Linked DNA regions of Homo sapiens: region 1 is linked to region 2. The links are chromatin loops, found by intact Hi-C in ENCODE. Cell type or tissue: MCF 10A. All regions are shown on one strand. Each heading gives the region's core, and the rest is flanking DNA. Links, peaks and the distances in the headings are about the cores only.

Region 1 (8,350 bases), core at 249-8,248, 1.6 Mb after region 2:
TACTCTATAATGATTCAGCCTTCTTCATTATTATTCTACCTTATTCACTTTAGGCAATTATTTATGCACATCTATCTCTGTCAACTAACATACTTCTGCCTGGTTTTATAACTGCAAGTGTGCGTGGCAAGTAGGAAACAAAAGCCGTTTTAAATACTGGTCAGTTATATTCTTCACTAAAATATAATTAATTTGATGTAGATCTTTCTCTTACTCTTCTCAGGGTTTTTTGTCTTCTGTTTTAATGATTACCTTTAGATACTTTAACATATCATGTCTATGGTGCTTCCAGAGGTGTCATTTCAAGTCCAGATTTGTGGGATACAATGATGCTTGACTGCATTTACTTATAATGAGCATCCAGAAATAGATTCCTATTCCAGTTCTATAGACGTTGCCAGGCAATTAGAAGAAAAGATAAAAAACCTGTTAGAATTAGTGTATCTATAACTTGGCTAAGACATTCCTACACACCTTTTATGAAATTAATGCTATTCTTATTTCTACCCTCTTCATGTTAGAAGGTTTTGGGTATGTCAAGTTACAACGCAGAAAGTTCAGTGAGTTTAATTAGTAACTATAAGTCTGTCTTATAATACTTAAAATCATCAAAATTTAATTCACTAATTTAATAAACAAAGACACCAGCCGACAACATTCGGTTTGAAAAGGTTTCTTTCCTAGAAGTTTTATGTGTATTATAGCAGTTTGAGGAAAATATACTGGTAAGATAATATTTCAAATGCAAGCCTAATTTATTTTATATTTTTTGAAGTCTTAATTGGTTTTGCCAGTACTCTGAAGATTCACGGCAGTCTTACGTATATTTAATAGCAAGTACATATTGAGTTATTATTAAGGATAGCATATATTATATATAAGGAATATCAAGCTATCTTAATGATTGATAGTTATTCTTGAAACATAGGCAAGGGTGAAAGGATACTATACACAGTAAATTGTGCATACATATAATTTTAACCCTATACATATATAAAAGAGAGAATACAACTGAACATAGTTTTCATTCTCAAGTGTTTCCAAGTAGGAATTTGTGTTTAATTTTTTTCAATGTTTCAAGAATTTAAAATCTATTATAATCAACAGTGGTGTTTTTATGAGGATGAACAGATACTCAGTTTTGCAAAGGTTCACCCATAAATCTATTTCAGGCCCACCATATCAAAGTTTGGATTGAACACAGTATCTTATCAAGGGTAAAACTGCTTTCTTAGCATACGTACAGCTATAGTTCCAGTTGGAGTAGCCTGATGGTTTTTATTCTCCACAGTTTATTCATCCTGAATATAATGCTGTAATTATGGGGTCTTTTGATATGTTACATATGAAAAGGAATATTAAAAAATGGCCTCTGGAACCAAACTGTGAAAATTTTGACTTTGGACATTTAACTTCCCTGGTCTCAGCTTCTTCACGTTACAAATGAAATAATGCTCAAACCTATTTTGTAGTATTGGTGTGAGTTCTAAATGAGATATGGTGGATAAAGCTCTTTGACCTCTACCTCACACACATAGATCTCTCATTAATATTACATAGATTCAATAATATATTTAGATAGGATTTCAATTTAAGCTATTCCAGAGGCAGTTTTCATTCGTCTTGTGTAAAGTTAATATGGAATTAATGGACCAATCACTTAAGATTTTATATATAATTCACACACTATATGATCTATCAGAACACATACATCAAAAGAGCTTTTTAGGCCATATTATTTTTAAGGTTTTTTTTGAAAGTATTTTGTAGAAAATGCTATAGAAATGTCGGAAAATTTTTGTGAAAGCGACAATTGCCTTCTGTATTCATAACATCCTTATTTCTACTCATATAACTCCAATAAAAGTTCAAACCCAACTTAATTTCTTATCACATATGGAATTGTGAAATATTTGATATATTTCTCACTATATATTTCTATATATCAAAAATATATTTGATATATTTACATATATGCAGATACATACAATATGACTCTATTCTTATATGCATTTTCTTATATATGATAAATTTTCCATATATAAATTTTCATATATATTTATATATATATAAATTTTCCTATACATATATTTTATATATATATAAATAAAAATTTCTGTCTGGGTGTGGTGGCTCAAGCCTGTAATTCTAGCACATTGGGAGGCTGAGATGGGTGGATCACCTGAGGTCAGGAGTTCAAGACCATCCTGGCAAATATGATGAAACCCCATCTCTACTAAAACTACAAAAATTAGCCAGGTGTGGCCAGCACCTGTAATCTCAGGTACTCGGGAGGCTGAGGCAGGAGAACCACTTGAACCCAGGAGGCAGAGGTGGCAGTGAGCCAAGATCGTGTCACTGAACTTCAGCCTGGACAACAGAGTGAGACTCTGTCTCAAAAAAACCAAAAAAGGAAAATTTCTTTTATATATATTTTCTTTATATATATAAGAAAATAGAGTCTCATATATATGAAAATAGAGTCAATAAGCAGCACCTAATTCATCTCTCCACCAACATACATATATATACATAAATGTACACACACATATGTACACATACACACACAGAGAAATATATAAATATATATTTGATATCTATGTGTCTATATTTATATATGTATACATATATAATACATAATATGTATACACATGTATATATGTATACATATATAATACATAATATATGTGTATATAAATATATACACACATATATCAAATATTTATTTATTAGAATATTTATTATATATTTCTGTGTGTCTATGTATATATGTGTGTGTATGTATATATGTTTATGGCTAAAACTTTAGAAAAACTGAATATCTGTTCATCCTTCTTTTTCTGGAAATTTTGCTTTCTTATCACAAAGATGACTCTCTTATTTATTTATTATCTTTCTCCCTAACATCTCATGCTGACTACCAATTTGCAGTTGATAACTGTGCCTTATTCTTGACTAAGAAAATAAAGTCAATTGATGAGACCTAATTCAACTTTCCACCGACAAATCTACCATCTGCGTATATTTGAGCCCAGACATTCTGCCTTATCTTCTGTTACAATTAAAGGACTTCTGCTCTCATGTTTATTCCTTCCTCTGATTATGGATCCCGTAATCTTTCAGCTTGTCAGCTGGAATATAATTTCAGAAATTATAATCAGTCTTTCCATATTATTAATTTCACATTCACAAGTAATTCTTTGGAAATGCTGCTCAAAACATATTTGAATTCTTTTATAAACCCTCTTAAAATTTTTATTTGACAAGAGGGTTGTGTTCCATTGCCACATACAATCACATGTCAGTATCTGTCATGCAATTACCTTCGCTGAATGGTATGACAGGGAGAACCCCTGCGCCACCTTCTGGCAAGAGCTTTAAGAGCCATGACATGATTCCCCCAGTGCTGCATTTCTCTAACTTGAGAAGTGCGATGAAGAAGAAGGGATGCTATTTCAACCAGGGATATACGCAACTAGGAACAGACAACCAGAACTAAATTACCTACATTCACACTAAAGAACAAATAAGCTAATGAGATTAATTAACTGTGGACAGTGTTAAATCTGGAGCCCATGTTCTTAACTTTTGTTCTGAAATATATTCACTACTTTCCTAAACGAAAGAGACTTAACTTAACACATTCAGAAATGACATATTGAGATCACTTAAAAAATTGTTTTTCTTGCTGATGATCTCTATTTTTTTCTGATCTCTATATTCCGATCTCTATTTTCTTACTGATAATCTCTGTTCTACTAGTTCTTTTGTGATACTAACCAGACCAACGGCTTCTTCATCTTCTGCCATTGAAATCACCTTATGAAAATATCCCCTATTCTGACACTGTCCATAACAGCTTAAAATCTCAATACTGAGAGATGAAAATCTTAGAATATTGCTTGAAAATGTATCCTAAACTTGCATGTAATAATACAGTTTTCAATCTCTGATTCTTTCTGGAGATCAGTGAATAAAAATATGATGCCTTCCTTTCTTCCTCTCCCCTTTCCTCCCTGTTTTCCTTATTTTCTTCTTTGCTTCCTTCCTTACCTTAACACTTACTGTCTACCAAGTGATCTGCTCTGAGACATATGCTACCATACAAAGATAGAGAAGACACAGTTCTTCCTTCTTGTGACTTTTAGGTAAATAGAGTTAAACAGAACTGAAACCAATAAAGTATTACAGGTATCATTATAGACTCACATACAGGATAGGATATTAAAGAGTGTATAGTCACTTATATTAGAGGAAATAAAAAAAATTAGTGGAGTCATGCTTTTAGAGCTGACAGACCACAGAGGCAAAGAGTTGTCTAAGGGTTAAGAAAGAGTGGTAGGCGGGGCATAGTTGCAGGCAACTGTAATACCAGTTACTGGTAAGGTTGAGGTGGAAGGATCACTTGATCCCAAGGGTTCGAAACCAGCTTGTGCAAAATAGCAAAAACTTGTTGCAATAAAAATAAAATAATATAAAAGCTTTAAATAAAAAAGGAAAAAGTCATAGCATAAGCAAAGGCAAGGAAGCAAGTTAGAATGTTTTGGGTGCCACAAGCATTTTAACATAGCTCGAGTTCAACGGATGTGAAAGGAGTGGTGAGTAGGGGAAAATTTGTTTCAAACCTGGGGCATAGATTTATTTTTTTCTAAGTGATAAATAGATTAAAAATCCACACTAAATATTCCATTATCTCTATATAGAAGTATTTTAATTATGCCACAAATCTACATAAAACATGCCACTGCCTTTAGAAGCAGCCTTCACTGATGCATCATAGTGGCTAGAAGACAAAGGTTTTATGGTGCTGACATTGTCAACTTAAGTCTATAACATGAGAGTAAAAGTTTTAATTGCATCTAAGATTGAGTTAAATCATTGCAGTAGAAAAATAAATACTACAGGACACTTGGGAGATTTTAGGAATGAAAATATCATGTAGGAATAAAGCTACTGAAAAATTGTTTTTGGATGTATCAGGATGGACACATGACCTCACATCAGAAAGGAAGTCCACCTATTCTTGAATAACTTTTTAATTAACTGTTATACATATTAATTAGAGCAAAAATGAAATGGACAAACTGTATCATAAGGAGAAACCAAAATCAGTTTTTAAAATTATGCAAAATATCCAGATAAAATACAATTAGCTAGAGGATTTGGTTTTTACTTTGACAATAGAAGTGTATAGTTGCAAATTAAGTTTATCATCATTTTTATGTCAGCATTTTTTTTCTGAATTTCTCACTAGGAGTGTTGATGAATAAAAAATTACAAATAGAAGTGCTCCGTTTCAGAAATACATCAATTGTTAGTGCTCTACAGAAAACTATACTATAAAGTAATGAGAGCGTCCATGTTTTGAGAAAATTTTTTTCAACCAATAATAACTTTATCCTGCCTCAGTTGTCTTTTTTTTTTCTTCTGGCCTAATTTCCTTTTAAACAAACAATGTAGAAACACACTGAAACATGCAAGAAGGTGTTTTTTAACAAGCAAGTTTGACATCTATTGGTGTACAATATAATGGCCTTTCTCCTGTTTGTACTCAAGGTTTTTCTGCAATGTTGAACATTTATGTCTCTATATTTACTTATTCGCTCATTTAATACTTACTTATCAAATACTTAGAGTGTGCTAAAACTGTTCTGGGATGTAGGTTATTAAGGTGAATCAAGTCTATATGGCTTCTGCCCTCATACACTTTACCTTATTTATATCACACCTTAGCTTCACAAGACTCATTGGAATGAATGAGTTCAACTCCCATTTTTCTAGACGAAGGAACTGTGTCTCTAATTACAAAGGTGTAAACCAGCCCAAGTTCAAAAAGCTGACAATATTTCTCTCCTAGATTCCTTTTCTATCTCATTAATACCAAGCTTTTCTAAAGGCACCCGTTTCTAAATTTTAATGTATTTTCTGACTGTATCTTTCATCTTTATTGTTCATAGTAGCTTGGTGTTTAATATATCTCTTAATTCTTATATATAAGTTTTTTTAAAATTGATTCATTTTTATGCCCATTGTGATCATCATGGTCCATATTTTTATGGTTGCATGGTTGAAATAATACAACAGCTTCCTTCTGTAATTCCCTAAATGATCTTCTAGTCCATTTAACACGCAGCCCCGTATGATAAATTCGGCTGTTTAGCGCCTGACCCACCTGCCAACAATCAGTAAGAACAAAAGCACCCACTTAAGCCTCCCAAAGTGCTGGGATTACAGGCGTGAGCCACCACATCTGGCCCAGGCTATTGCCTATGGCTCCCTTGTTTCTGTTTATGGGTAAATCTTAAAATAGTTTCCTCTTTCTGTTTTATATTTGATTTCTCCACCTGTTACTATTTCCCTTAGCTTCTGACCTTATTCCTATCTGTAATAACATATTCTTAGTTCTGTTGTCATTTATTGCTCTTTATTTCATTTCTTGATTCAAATAAATATGAACATTTATTTCTGGTTTTTGAGTGTAGCTTCAACTCATTTGCCTGATGATAAACTGCATCCCAGTCCTGCGCTGGCATTCAGGGGGTGCTATCACTACGTGTTTCCCCAGGCTCCATAATCAACTTTTCTTCCAATAAATTTAGCCTATTACATCCTTAAACATCCCTGTACTTCTCGTTTGAATATCTCCCAGGATCGTCAAGCTTAATGTGTAAAACAAAATTATCTGCATTGCTCTTCAAACCTTGTATCTCTAAGTTTGCCCTATCTCAGTATGTGACAGTCTATGCACACTCATTTGCACAAAGTAAATTCAGAAACTGTTCTTGACTGCTCCCTTTACCCCAGTCTAAAACTGAATTAAATGTAAGTCCTGTCCCAACTTATTTCCCAATATCTCTAAGCTGTCCACTTTTCTTCTTCCCTATTGCTGCTACACTCACCTGGATCAAAATTACTTCTGCTGTGGACAGATTTTCCAGGCTCCTAACAGATCAACCTATCTCACTCCATTGAAAGAAGACAACCAACAGACTTACATGTATAACAATTGCTATATTGTCATCTGATTAATTATGGCACATATTTTATATAAGATGTTTCTCAAAGATTGTTAATTATTATTTTAATCAATCAATGTTTCTAATGTTATCTTTGAAAATACATAAACCTGACTATGGCATCACTTTACATATGATATGCTCCTTATATTTCAGGTATTAAGGCTTTCAATGGTTTCTCACTAAAGCAAAACTCCTTAATATGATCAACAAATCGCTACATATTTTGAGCCATCTACCTGTCTGCATGTTTTGCAGTTTGCTTTGGCACATGATGCCCCAGTACTAATACCTTTCCAGTACCTTGTGTGAAGCAACAGACCACACTCTCTTTTAAACCACACTTGGTATCCAAGTGTAATTCTCTTTCTAGTCTATCTGATTTTTATTATACTCATGTAGAACATTATGACCCTTAATTATCATCTCACCCTTTACATACCTCCTTAAACGTCATTTCACAAAGAGGTCTTTCCTGAACTGTACATTGGGTGAATTCCTCCCATTCCCATTCCAGGTGATTGCCTATTTATTTATGCATGTATATATTTATATTTTATTTATTTTTGAGACAAAGTCTCACTCTGTCGCCCAGGCTGGAGTGCAGTGGGGCAATCTCGGCTCAGTGCAACCTCCACCTCCCAGGTTCAAGTGATTTTCCTGCCTCGGCCTCCCTAGTAGCTGGGATTACAGGCGCACACCACCACCCTTGGTTAATTTTTGTATTTTTAGTAGAGATGGGGTTTCATGATGTTGGCCAGGCTGGTCTCAAACCTCTGACCTCAGGTGCTCCACCCACTTAAGCCTCCCAAAGTGCTGGGATTACAGGCGTGAGCCACCACGTCTGGCCCAGGTTATTGCCTATTTAATTAGCTACTTTCTCTACTAGATCCTATGCTCCTTTAGGAAAATAACATTCTCCATTTTTATGTTTTTGGTCCTTTTTATTCCAGATTCTTAGCATCTAGCAGAGTACTTAATGCATGAAAGGATCTCTGTATCTATTTTTGTAAACAACTAGTAATTACCAGTGATCACAGGGCTGGATTTCGTGCTGGCTTTTGTTACTAGGTTGGTCTGTCATTCTAGGTAAACGCTATATGCATGTTGATAGTCTATTCAATACCCTTGTTCTGAATGTATTGATCATATTTCTTCAGTGACTTTCAACTCTTATCCATATTACCCAAATTCTTCCATGATAATTCTCCAAATCTTACTCATTTGAAATGTTCCTCTTTGTGTAATTAATCTGAATTGTGTTCACAGTTCTGGTTCACTCAGTGAGTTACTTCTATGCATGTTCCTGGCCTCAACCAGACTCTGAGGTTCTA
Region 2 (8,350 bases), core at 316-8,315:
GGTCGTTAAAGTACTGTCTCAAGTGACTTAGATGCAAAATGCCTTTATGTGAGATGAAAACCTTGATATCAAATATGGATAAGAAAGATTTGGACAAAACTGGCTAATGGAGATTTTAAAAAGGCTTTTGCTACTAATAATAAATTAATAAATTTTGCTGAAAAGCCATGAGCCTAGACTGAAAGGTTTATCCCTTTTATTCAACTTGGAAAACAACAGTTGTTTATGTAGACAGCTTACAATTTTTTCAGGAAAGTATTTATTAATACATAATATCTGAGTACTGTTGCTTAGAATATATCAGAGTATCACTAATTCTTACACAATCCGGATCAACAGGTCTTTGAAGCATATACTGACTTTTCTTGAGGTGTTAATTTCATCCTCCATCCTGGCCACACAAGACACTGTATAAACTTAGGTTTGATGCTTAATGTACAGAATTACACTATGAATGAATTAAATCAATTTATCTATCTATTGCAAATCTAATGACATTTTTTTCTTTGTAGAGACAGGGTTTTGCTATGTTGCCTAGGCTGGTCGCAAACTCTTGGCCTCAAGCAAATATGCCCTTGGTCTCCCAGTGTGCTGGGATTATAGGCATAAACCACCACTCTCAGTCTGATAACATTTTTAAGAGTTGAAATTGTGTTGCCTCAGCTCAAAGCTCAATAAGAGTTTGAATGAAAGAATCACTGAGTAAATCAATGAATGGATAGATAGATAAGATAGAATTTTCAAAAAATAAACAAAAGAACGTCACAAATACCCAAATAATTCTGCCCTTAAAAAACATTCAAATAGAGGCTGCTGTGTTCATCAGCAGTTACTTATGAATGACTATACACACATACAAATTAAAAAATCATATTTTTCATATATTAATTATGACAAAGTAAACATTTCCGCTATGTTTCCATGAAAATTAAAAAAAAAAACACGAAAATGTTATATGTCCAGAGACAGCTAAATTAAAAAGTATAATGTATCTTTGAAGCAGTAACACTAGATGTGTACCCTCTCAATCTCCCCATCCCCCCACCGCACCGACACACATTTACTACGAGACTTTGAATTTACACAGTGGGTGGGAGCAGGTTGAACATCTCTGTAAGGCTATGGTCTTTGCATCTGTTGCCTGAGCTTTGCATCTGCTGCCTGAGCTTGAAACCCATCTCAGTTCTTGTTGCCACTGATCTTGGTGCTTTGAGAGCCCTTCCAAAGGCTTCCTGATGGTGCTAAACCCAAAATCTGACTGAGAAGCAGCAAGAGGACCTAGATAAAGGTGGAGCATCTTCAGGCCCAGCCATGCCTCCCAGTGAGGAGATGTCGAGGTCAGCCGTGTGTGTGAGCTGCAAATGTCTGCATCTTGAATTCTGCCCTCACTCTCACATGAGATCCCTTTGTGGTTCATCTTCAGAGGAATAACGCAGGGCAGGAATTTGAAGGTATTCTGCATAGCCAAGCTGACACATTAGAAAGCCGCAAGAGGCTACCTGCGGCCACCAGCAGCCATACACCTGGTGCTATAATCCTGAACCACACTTGATCACCAAATAAAGATGGTATCTAAGGCAAGCTTCTGTTTAACATAATGCTATGTTAAGTTCTGCTAACACAGCTTACGGTAGATACTAAGGGGATAAGAGAGGTTAAAAAAACAAAAATATTTATACTATGCATAACACGTGTGTATGTGCATATATAAATATATATTCATTTCAAAACTAAAGTAGAAATACTCATGACTATTACAATCCTTGTTTCTACTACTGGTCATATGATCGTAACTGTATTTATAACCACCTCCTTCCACTTCCCATGTCATATTCTCTTTGCCCTCAGCAATTCCCAGCTGGTCATTGTTCCTTGCCTAATGAGGTGATGTAAATTTTCTTTTTGGAAAGGTTCTGTTTGAATCAGGTTGTTATAATTTTCCATTGACCTTAATCACAGAAAATCTGAGAGCTGAGGGGCAACTCAGAGGGCATGCTGTATTCTAGACAACCTCTCCTCACCCCTGATATATAGAAGCCACTTGATTTCTCCTTGGTAATCTGGATTAAATGCCCCGGCAGGTGCAGCAACCCCTTCTTTGCTTGTTGATTTAGTGGCGTGAGGAACTCAAAGTGGCCAGGTGGTGCCTGATAGAAGGGTTTCTCCCTTTGGAATAAGATATCTAGACCAGCAGAGCCTAAAGGGGCAGAGACTAGAAGGAAGAATTTTGTTTGTGGGTTACTAGGAATAATAATGAAAGGAGGTTCCTCTCATTTCACCCCTCGATTCTCAGACCCATGAATCCTTATTATGGGAGAAATAGTGCTTTATATTAGATCCCGATACATATTTTGTCCAAGCCCTGCAGACAGTTACCATCTGGGTAGATAGGGCCCAGCCTAGGCTGGGACTGTACTGGAGTCTTCCAAATGCCATTCTACTCTTCAATCAAGCTAGCTGCTTCAGGAGGATGGGGAAGACTAATGGTGAGACGAATGAATTGCATGCTGTTAAAGTGAAATGAATTCCACAGGCAGAAATGACCACATTTTTTCTTCCCAAGACGACTCATCATAGAGACCTCCTCATGAGGCCGTACTGAAAGGGAGAAGGTAATGTATCAGAAGTACAGGTCAGAGGCATCTAGGGTACTTTCTCATGCAATTTACTAGTTCCCTGAAGACCTAATCAAGCCAAATCCCATACATATTACTTCATTTAACAATGGAAGGCTGCTGCTGTACATGTCCAAATTTATGGCTCATTGGATCAGCCAACACCTTGTCATGATGAAAAACTCAGCTCACATGGCAAGTTAGTGGTCCAAGTTCAAGCAGTCAGCTGCTAAGGCCAACAGCTGTTTCTCCAAAGGTAAATAAATAGACACCTACAGAAGACAATATGGTCTTGCTCCAGAATCTTGAGTGTTTGCACTGTGATTCTCTTATCAACTTGCCCAAAGCACCAACCAGCATCTCAGTCTGCCACCTAGATAAACACATCACATGTGCTGGGTCTCACTGTCCATGTAGAGCCCGCACTACTGTAGAGCCTTTCCTTGTTCTGGACCCCACTCAAAACTGGCAAGTGTTTAGGTCACTTAGCAAATGAGTTGAAGTCATGGGCCCAGATGAGGTACATGTTGTCTCCAGCATCTGATGAAATTTATTAGACATTGATACATCTTTCTTAGTGATTGGGAACAGATTCCACAACCTGACCTTCACCTTAGAAGTAGTATCTTGATATGTCCCAGACTATTGGACCATCAGTGACTTCACCAAAATGAAAGACCTCTAAATTTTTGGAGGACTTATTTTCATTTTCTGTCCTCTGACATGCAGTGTCTCACCAATGTGTCTAGGGTAGTTGCAACTTCCTGCTCAGCAGGTTTAGTCTGTGTTATGGGCCGAATTATGACCACCACCCCCCCCCCCGCAACCATCAAATTCGTGTGTTGGAGTCCTAATTCCCAGTACTTCAGAACATGACTATATTTGGAGATAGAACCTTGAAAGAAGTAATTAAGTTAAAATGAAGTCATTAGCATAGGCCCTAATCCAATGTGACTAGTGTCCTGCTGGAAGAAGAAATTTGTTCCAGAGGGAATACCATTTTGAAGACACTGGAAGAAAGTAGTATCTAGAAGCCATGGAGAGAGATCGCAGAAGAAACCAACCCTGCCAACACACACCTTGATCTTGGAATTCTAACCTCCAGAATTGTGAGAAAACAAAATGTCTGTTGTTTCAGCCAGTCTGTGCTACTCTGTTATGGCACCCCTAGCAAACTGATACGATCAGCTTAATATCAGTGCAATACACCACTGTGACACTCAGAGAAGGAAGAAAAAAACCATAAAATTTCCCCTGGGCTAGATTCTGGTATGGGACTGAAGAATTGATAAATCCCTGAAGGACAGTGAGAGACAGTATGGGACTGAAGAATTGATAAATCACTGAAGGACAGTGAAGAATAGTATGGGACTGAAGAACTGATAAATCTCTGAAGAACACTGAAGTTCCCTTGGGCTAGATTCTGGTATGGGACTGAAGAATTGATAAATCCCTGAAGGACAGTGAGGGACAGTATGGGACTGAAGAATTGATAAATCACTGAAGGACAGTGAAGAATAGTATGGGACTGAAGAATTGATAAATCCCTAAAGGACAATGAGGGACAGTATGGGACTGAAGAACCGATAAATCACTGAAGGACGGTGAAGTTCCCTAGGGCTTGATTCTGGTATGGAACTGAGAACTGATATATCCCCGAAGGACATATTGCCAACTTTTTCAGCTTAAAGCAAATACTTGCTTATGATCTTCACTAAGAAGTATAAAGCAGAAATCTTAGGTTTTTAATAGTCATATTATTAATTTTATACTGAATGCATCCATAAGGTCTCTGGACTAGAGTGGATTAATCATTATTTACTTTCCAGGAAACAATTTCATGGTTGCCCTGTGCCCAAATTCCTATCCCTGGGGCAGCGTGATGGAAGCCTGAAGCCATCCTGTGCATAAGGTATTTGTATTTCAGGCGAAAATCCTGGGAAGAGTCCAGGTGCTTCTGTGCATGCTGTCCAGCTTTCTTCCTCAAAGAAGGGAGAGAACTTTTGCTTCTTCAGGAGGACCCTGAGTCTTATCTCCAACCCTTTAGGATATAAATCCATCTCACCAGGGGCAAGATAACACCACTGTCTCCAGCTCTGCAACCCCGCGTCTCCCAGCCCAGGTCTCCACACCCTTCTGAAATGAAGACAAATACCTCCAGGGGGTAAAGTTTTCTGGAGTTTTACATAGGCAGTCAAAAATTATTTTCCGAGGCTTGTATTTAGTCCTGGTCCCATTTCAGCAAAATTTGTTCAGCTACAAAAATATTTTCTCTAAAGCACCACAAGGGGTCAGCAAACTTGTTTCTATAAAGAGACAGGCAATTAAATAATTTAGTCTTTGGGTCCCACAGATTCTGTCATACAGTCTTTGTTTGTTTGTTTGTTTGTTTTAACTCTTTAAAAATGTAAAAACCTTTCTTAGCTTAAGAGCTCTTCAAAAATAGGATACAGGCTGGATTCAGCTTGCAAGTTTTCCTGGTATAGAGGGAAAAAGTACTCACCAGGTCCATAGTCACATGCCAGATACAAGGGGATGTGTGAATTTCCTCTAGCAAAGCCACATTTGGAACAACAGCTGCAACTGGAGTCCCCATCTGATTAAATTTTCAATAATCGGCTTTCATTCTCCAATATCCATTTGCTATCTACACAGACAAAATAGATGAATAGAATGGAATCCCCACCCCTGCATCTCTCGAGTCCTTGATGGTGGCAACAATCTCTGCACTCCAGGAATGTGTACTACCTTGGGTTTACTATTGTCAAAGGCAGGGGCCGTTCCAGTGGCTTCCGTTTTGCTCTCTTTTCACTCCATGGTCAGGTACACACGGGAATTCTGCAAGTTATTTGCAGATGCTGTAACCATTCTGGTGCTAGGAAAATAATCAGAAGGTGGCCCACTGTGAGGCAGACTCCAGCTAACACTCCATCAGTTATCTGACAGCCACAATTTCCTACTCTGACCGGTGACCACAGGAAGTATTGTCAGTTTAGAACCATGAAATAAATCCTATAATTCCTCAAGATCTGATCATTTTTTCTTACCCAAAGCTGTCATTATGTTAAATAGATTGAGTCCTTGGGTGGGATCATAAAGAGGATGATTTGCAGGTGTAAATTATTTTTGTTTTGCTATGCAGCAGTGTCTTTTTTTCAATGGGATGGCTTCAGGCTTTCTTCACCCTGCCTCAGGGGTAAGAATTTGGGCACAGGGCAGCCATTTCAGCGGCTTTGAGTGTATGAAATGTAAATTAATTGAGGGACATGACTCTCATTTTGGTTATTCAATTCAGACTTCAGTTCAACAGACTACAGCTTTTCCGCTTAATCAGGCCAAGTAAAATTTCACTGGACTGTCCATCAGTTTCAGTTCTAGTTTGACTATCAGACGTTATACAATTGGCCATTCCAGTAACTCACCTTGTCTTCAGTGACTAAGTGCCCTCACTTGGCTCTGTTGGAGCTCAGGAAATATTAATAATCCCCTTAAATATGCCGCTTTGGACTTCAAAATGAGAGCTCCTAGGGAACAGCAAATGCAGGGATGGGCTTTCCCTGAAGTATTCCCATCTACTAAAGGCCAGATCCTCCAGAACATAGTCAATTGTTGTGAATCCCTTCCCCAGATGTCTTATCAACAGGGTGAGACTGAGGCATATCACAGAAAGAAGACTACAGTTGACACCACACCTAGAGTCCAGATGACTTTGTACCAGATGGTTGTCTGTTTTCCAGGCCCACTCATCTGCTCTAAAAGTTATTTTCTCCCCCTCTAACATGTCTTCATCCTCTACTCCTTCTCCCGATGAAGAAGGGCACATAGCCTTCCAAATTCCATTGTTATGGAGTCCTCAGCTTCCTGTGATGCCCCCGTGCACATAATAAATGTGTTTGCCTTTTTCCTGTTAATTGGTCTATTGTCAGTTTTTCTGTCAGACTCAAATATTAAAACTCCAGAGGGGAAAGAAAGGATTCTTTTGTTCCAACAGCTCCCAACAGCTTCCGCCATCCTGGAATCCCATTCCTTCTCTTGGGTAGAGAGCCCACTTCAGTGTAGCAGTTTCCTTGTGATTTCCGACTTACAGAAGAGAGAACTCTTCAAAAATGCTGGAGCTTCCCCCTTGAGTTGATTTCTCACAGCTGTGAGGAAAGATATGTCTTCTAGGTCTTTCCAGAGCAGGTCATACTTGATAAATCCACACTAACATTCCAATATCCCTAGACCTTTATTTAGACAGCTGTATTTAAAGACAGCTTTATTCATATACCATAAAATTTAACCTTTTAAATTGCACAGTGTTGTTGTTTTATTTATATACATTCCCATACTTATGTAACTGTAACCACTACCTAATTTTAGGATATTTCATCACATCAAAAGGAACCCTGTTCCCATTAGCAGTCACTCCCTTTTCTTTATATTCCTCATCCCTCACCAACCAGCCCTAGGCAAACTTTAACCTATTCTGTATGAAGGTTCCAATTTATTCAAATCCTTGCCAAAACTTATTGTTTGTCTCTTTTATTTTAATCATCTTAAAGGGTATAACATGTCGTCTGTAGTTTTGATATGCATTTCCTTAGTGACTAATAATTTGAGTATCTTCTTATGTGCATGTTGGCCACTTGTCTGTCTTCTTTAGATAAGTTTCTATTCAGATCCCTTGCCCATTAAAAAACTGGATTATCCTTCACTTATTAGGTTTTAGGATTTATTTATATTTTGATACAAACCCTTGGGTTTCAGTCAATATGAATGGGCAAAATAATGCCATTCTTTCAGTTGGCCTTATACCTCCTCACTGGTCACACGTAAATTTTCATAAATTGGGGCCTGTTGGCAACTACCTCCAGGAAGGAGGTAACTACAGGTGTTTTTGGCCAAAGAGGACAAACTTCTGCACAGAGTTGAGAAAGCTGCTTCTACCAACAAAGGGTGCTCGGTGGGATTCGGTGTTCGAGGTGCCCAGTTTAATCAGAATCTCTCCACATGTTCTCACGCCAGTTTTCAGGATTTCATTCACTCTCAGTTCAGTAACCCAACTTCAGCAAAAGAGGATCTCATTTTCTTTTCCCAAGTTCTCCACTTCTAGCAGCAATAAATCCATCCAATTTTACCTATTATTTTCACCAAAATATCCTAAGACAGCAAATGCTTGGTCACCTGGAACCTTTACTCTTACAGACGCTGGTGTGATTGTCTAAACGGTTCTGACACTGCATGCATGGGTTACTAATGCTCCATTGCACTGGAAACTCGATCATTTGTGCTTTTAAATCTAATTAAATCAGAGAACCGGTTCCAGAAATCCCAGAACCAATGCGTAGAACATATCCTTAATATTCTCTTTCTCTGGAACCACTCTCAATAGCAAATTCTGTTTCAGCAGGGTTCAATCAGAGAGGTAAAAACACCAGAAGATACATATCTAAATGCATATATACAAACACACGCTAATATTGTTTGGCTCTGTGTCCCCATCCAAATCTCACCTCGAATTGTTATCCCCATAATCCCCATGTGTCAAGGCGAGGACCAGGTGGAGGTAATTGAACCATGGGGCCAGTTTTCTCTATGCTATTCTCGTGAGAGTCAGTCTCACAAGATCTGACGGTTTTAAAAGCGTCTAGCCCTGCTTGCACTTACTCTGTCCTGCCGCCCTGTAAAGAGGGTGCCTGCTTCTCTTTCACCTTCGTCGTGATTGTATGTTTCCTGAGGCCTCCCCACCCATG

What was found. A loop is a pair of places that touch in the nucleus more often than their neighbours do. Peaks named below come from ENCODE experiments on the same cell type or tissue, not always from the same donor. Only the 100,000 strongest peaks of a DNase experiment are listed, where the experiment ranks them.
Region 1: a loop joins it to region 2, with 5 times the contacts of the local background. A loop is called at or near these places in 3 of 110 quality-filtered maps.

Annotation. Positions count from the first base shown.
Region 1 is chr18:67,099,890-67,108,239 of GRCh38, reverse strand. No RefSeq gene overlaps it. Among named protein-coding and RNA genes, the nearest start is that of MIR5011, 22 kb to the right of the region's middle. RefSeq lists a silencer at 3,283-3,332. In MCF 10A, for the core only: a CTCF peak has its summit at 3,372 (motif pointing left); a DNase peak (open chromatin) is centred at 3,349.
Region 2 is chr18:68,657,122-68,665,471 of GRCh38, reverse strand. No RefSeq gene overlaps it. Among named protein-coding and RNA genes, the nearest start is that of TMX3, 54 kb to the left of the region's middle. In MCF 10A, for the core only: a CTCF peak has its summit at 4,889 (motif pointing right); a DNase peak (open chromatin) is centred at 4,901.